2 separate regions of the Homo sapiens genome follow, and region 2 is linked to region 1. The links are chromatin loops, found by intact Hi-C in ENCODE. Cell type or tissue: endothelial cell of umbilical vein. All regions are shown on one strand. Region 1 overlaps DOCK9 (dedicator of cytokinesis 9). Region 2 overlaps DOCK9 (dedicator of cytokinesis 9).

What was found. Hi-C counts contacts between places; a loop is a spot of excess contacts. Peaks named below come from ENCODE experiments on the same cell type or tissue, not always from the same donor. Only the 100,000 strongest peaks of a DNase experiment are listed, where the experiment ranks them.
Region 2: a loop joins it to region 1, with 6 times the contacts of the local background. A loop is called at or near these places in 3 of 110 quality-filtered maps.

What each region holds. Positions count from the first base shown.
Region 1 is chr13:98,971,313-98,973,812 of GRCh38, reverse strand. The region is part of intron 1 of DOCK9 (dedicator of cytokinesis 9); the gene reads left to right. Among named protein-coding and RNA genes, the nearest start is that of DOCK9, 5.5 kb to the left of the region's middle. In endothelial cell of umbilical vein, no CTCF peak of the experiment used is centred here; DNase peaks (open chromatin) are centred at 452, 972 and 1,602; H3K27ac peaks cover 2,185 bases.
Region 2 is chr13:98,855,875-98,858,374 of GRCh38, reverse strand. DOCK9 (dedicator of cytokinesis 9) reads left to right here. Exons shown (of 53, transcript NM_001366683.2): 34 at 2,344-2,477. Among named protein-coding and RNA genes, the nearest start is that of DOCK9-AS1, 25 kb to the right of the region's middle. In endothelial cell of umbilical vein, no CTCF peak of the experiment used is centred here; a DNase peak (open chromatin) is centred at 1,214; H3K27ac peaks cover 2,500 bases.

The sequences.
Region 1 (2,500 bases):
CAGTTTGGGCAACATGGCGAAACTCCGTCTCTACAAAAAATACAAAAATTAGCCAGACGAGGTGGCATGCACCTATAGTCCCAGCTTCTCGAGAGGCTGAGGTGGGAGGATTGCTTGAGCCTGGGAGAGTTGAGGCTGCAGTGAGCAGAGATCACGCCACTGGACTCCAGGCTGGGTGACAGAGTAAGACCTTGTCTCAAAGAAAATAAAAGTTTCTTTTCAGAGACACCTTTTGGGTGGCTCATATTTTCCTGGGATCCTCAAGTGTTAAAAGCAGAATTTTAGTTCTTATTTTAATGTTTGAATGACCACGTGATTACTCTAGCTAAATAACTCTGTGAGAAGGCAGTGCGAGTACTTGATGTAGAAAGTAGTAGTAGGACTTGGCTTCTGGTTGGACACACCAGTACCTTATCTGGGAACTCTTCTGTCTCTCAGACAGAGGAGGAATGAGACTAGAAAATCTTTCCTATCCCTGAAGTTCTGTTTGCTCTAGAAATAGCAGACTAAGTGAGGTATAAGCTTATGGGCAATGATCATGTTGTTAATTTTCAATTAGACTTTAGGTGACTGTGATTGAGTTAATTAAATTATGCTTAGACAATAGCCTTTCTGCCCTATAGGTTTTCCTGCACCCTTAGAGACAACTTTAGAAAAAGATAATGATATTACATCAATAATATTTAATAAGTAGTTTCCTTGTTTTTAAAATATTGGATGGTGAAAGAAAGATGTTCCCAAAAGCTTTATATAGTGACCTATTCCTAGTGACAAGAACAGGAAATTTTATTTATTCAAAGCCATACACCTTCACTACAATGCTCTTTGTGTTTCATTTGTTTATTCATTAATTCAGTCAACCCACATTTACAAGAATGGAGACTTGCCAATCTTATTGGACAGTGCATTGAGGCAAATAAGATCAAAACCCTCCCTCTCCCCAGGCAGCAAGGCATGAGGAAGGAAGGGGTTCATTCCTCTGGAATGCTTTCATGTGATCTTTATCAGGCACAGTGAGTGTTAATGCCGCCCTGTCCTTTCTAGACACTTAGGCAGACAACACTTAAACCATCAGCAGCTCCAGGAAGGACGTGCTTCAGATTTTTTAGCAGCTAACATAGGCATAGCCAGGCTTTGCAGAAGGCGCAGGCCGAACCCCTAACTGTTCATGTGATCAGTGTTACATGAGGCTCCTGCTGCTGCACACCTATTTTGTGGAGCGGTCGGTGGAAGGAATCTTTGGGGAGTGCATGCTTAGATAGGGTCCGAGTGAATCTAATTACCATGCCAGGCCTGGAAAATGATCTCAGACATGGGGCTTCAGCAGTTTGTTCCCTACCTCATTGCCATGCCAAGTCACTGCTACCTCCTGGGTAGCAGTGTATAGAAACTAAAATCGCTTGTATAGAAAACTAAAAACTAAAATCCACCCAGCTCCGGCATTTATTTTCTCATGATCTGCCATCAGCATGGAGGGAGAATGGCTGGTGACTGTTTTTTTATAGCAAGGTAATGCCAATAGTCATGTAATAATAAAAATAGCCACTACTTATATGGTTCCCTGCTCTGTGCCAGGAACTGTTTTATGCCTGCTAAATGTTATTTCAATTAATCCTCACAACTCTAGGAGGCAGGCTCTATTCTTTTTCAGACGAGGAAACTGAGCACAGTTTCCTCTTGCTCAAAGTTACACATTCAATAAGTGGCAGAGCCAGGATTGTAGACTTTGGGTCAGGTTTTCTAAAATCCATACCTGGACACATATGCACGATTCATGAACAAAAATGAACGTATTCACTTGAGCTTAGCATTGAGACTGTAACAATAAACAAGAAAGGAAAAACACACTGCTCTTAAAAACTTGAAAATTGTTAGAGAAAGGCCAGTTTATAAGTGATAACCAACAGTGGTTGAATAGCATGAAGACAATGGTGGTCATGTGAAGAACTAAGAAATATGAATGAAATAGAGCTGCCGTCAGGAGTCACTCTTATCTTGGGTGTTACATTTTATCATCTTCCCAGAAAGTTACATAGGAGCATAGACTGGTGAGAGTCTAAGAATCTGCAGGCATCCCGTTTTCCTCCCTATTTTCCTTTCTTTTTGAGATGGAGTCTCGCTCTGTCACCCAGGCTGGAGTGCAGTGGTGCGATCTCGGTTCACTGCAAGGTCCGCCTTCCGGGTTCATGCCATTCTCCTGCCTCAGCCTCCCAAGTAGCTGGGACTACAAGCACCCACCACAACACCCGGCTAGTTTTTTGTATTTTTTAGTAGAGATGGGGTTTCACCGTGTTAGCCAGGATGGTCTCGATGTCCTGATTTCGTGATCCGCCCACCTTGGCCTCCCAAAGTGCTGGGACTACAGGCGTGAGCCACCGCGCCCGGCCCCTATTTTCCTTTTTAAAAAATTTATAGATGATCCAGGTTAATCCTGAAATGTTTATTCCCTAATTAGTAAAATGGGCACTGTGGTCCCCATAGTGTTTACAGAGGCTGCCAT
Region 2 (2,500 bases), 120 kb after region 1:
GAGTTTTAAAAGTGATTCACTGCCTGGATAAAAACTACTCTGAGATTACATTCATTTTAAAAGGCAAGCGTCCTGAGGCTCAGGGTTTCTTTTTCCACCTACTCAGTGGTACCAAGGGAAGAGGGACGAATTTATCTTCTTTTCATTTTACTCAAGTGTCGTTTAAGGACTTTAAAAGCTATGCACTGGGCCAGGATATTAAATACAAACACATACACAAAGACATAAAAATAGGAACAAACTAAGCATATTGATTTTGATATATTGCATTTCCATCTGTTTGTCTTAAATTAGGACTCTAGTTCTGGAATCAAGCTTGAGACTCTGAGAACTTAGGGCCTAATTTTACTTTACTGAGGACCTCTTTCTCTTGAGTTCTGTGTTCTTTTTCATGACTTCTGTGTTCTTCAAATGCTGTTCTACATTAAATATGAAATATGATTATATTAGAAAAATTATAATTTGGTCATAGCATGTGTTTCTTATCTGAGTACAGAAAAAGGCCATAGTTTTTTCACAGGGTTTTTACCTGTCCCTTGCGACAATCATTCACATGGTTTCTCTCCTGGGGAGACGCAGCCACTGGCTGACAATAAGGCTTAATGAAACCATGTTCAAGCCTTTGCTTCTTTTTTCAAATTCTCCTGGCTCTTCTTTTCTTGATCTTTAATACACTGAATCAGTTTCAGGGATAGCAGTGAATAAATCTGAGTGTTCAACAGAGGGAAGGATTTATGACCTTGATGTCACAGGTCTTCCTTCTAAGGTTAAAGAGTTAAAGACTGACCAGGCACGGTGGCTCATGCCTGTAATCCCAGCACTTTGGGAGGCCGAGGTGGGCAGATCACCTGAGGTCAGGAGTTCGACACCAGCCTGGCCAACATGGTGAAAACCCGTCTCTACTAGAAATACAAAAAAATTAGCCAGGGTTGGTGGCAGTCGCCTGTAATCACAGCTACTTGGGAGGCTGAGGCAGAGGAGTCACTTTCAAATATACTTTTGGTGTAACCTAGAGGCTGGCTATATTTATTTTGTTGTTTATTTATTTTTTAACTTAGAAGTATCCCAGTCCATGGCAGCTCATTTGCCTACTGAGATCTGAAAACAACCAGCCTGTTGTGAAGTGCCAAGTAATGGCATCTTCAGCTTGCGTCTGGGAGAATGTGTGCTCACAGCTGCCAGACACAGAGTCCAAATCTCCTGATGCCATCTGCCAAACCAGCCAGGCCTTTCCGCTGGAGGCACGCCTTTTGGTTCAGCACGGAATGTACAAGTCCAAAGAGTCGTTTTAAATTATGTGATTTATTTAAATCTTATCTAAGCAGGAAGTCAATCTATTACCTTAAAAAATTCCATAGTACCAAGATAGGGAGTGATTTCTGCCTTCAAATACTGTTTTTTTCATGGACATCACAAATTTTATTTCCACATTAGATTTCCTTTCTGCTCATAGTTGTTTATAGCAGATTCCCAGATATTCCCCGTTCACAGCACCCTTAGTGTCACTTTATTTCGTGGCATCCCTAGGCTGAAAGACACACCCAGCAGTTCTCTTTATTAGGTACTTAGGACCAAATAACTTAATAAGTACTTACATCCTAACAATTTAGTAGGCACTTAAAAGAAATAATACACATAAATTTAAAGGAAACAATTAATTTTATTTTTAATAACCACAACTCACTACAAATGGGTGGTGTGTACCTGTTGGACACTGACAGCTTCTCAGCCTTTGGGTCAGATTGGCCAGCACCATTCGCATTTCCTGTCCCTCATTGATTACTTGCCTTTTATCATAGCAGGCCCCCAAATACCCAGCTTCACAAATATGTCTTCAAAAGGAGCATAGCACAACCTGCTGCTGAAACAGCAGCTTCTGGCTGAGGTCACATATCACTGTGTTCTCCTCGAAAATTTAAAATACCCCATGACACCCCTCAGAGTTGGGTAGGCTCCTCAGTGTTTATTACCAGTTTGAATGCTACAAGTTTGTTGTGTGGTTTAATTTTGTGATTTGATAGTTGTAGGTGGATTTATCTTTTAATTTTTTTAAGTCTTCATTCTATCACATTCTGAAACAGGTATGCATTTAGTCTTTAGCGATCAAAGGTGGTTTCTAACAAGTGAATTGATGTTTACATCTGAATGTTTCAGACTAGTTTCTTTTTATCTCATTGTATATGACCTGGTTCTTTAAAGGTGAAGTAATGGAATGCAACTCTTGAGCCAACTTCCTAACAGAAAAAATAAGTGCAATAAAAGCAATTTCCCTTAAAGTTCAGTACTCATCTTTATTTTGTTCTGTCTTAATAAAACTTTATTGTTGGCTTGATTTCCATTTAGCTTCTCCATATACAACCTCAACTCCAAACATCAACAGTGTGAGAAATGCTGATTCGAGAGGATCTCTCATAAGCACAGATTCGGGTAACAGCCTTCCAGAAAGGAATAGTGAGAAGAGCAATTCCCTGGATAAGGTAATTGCTTTTCACCCAACACA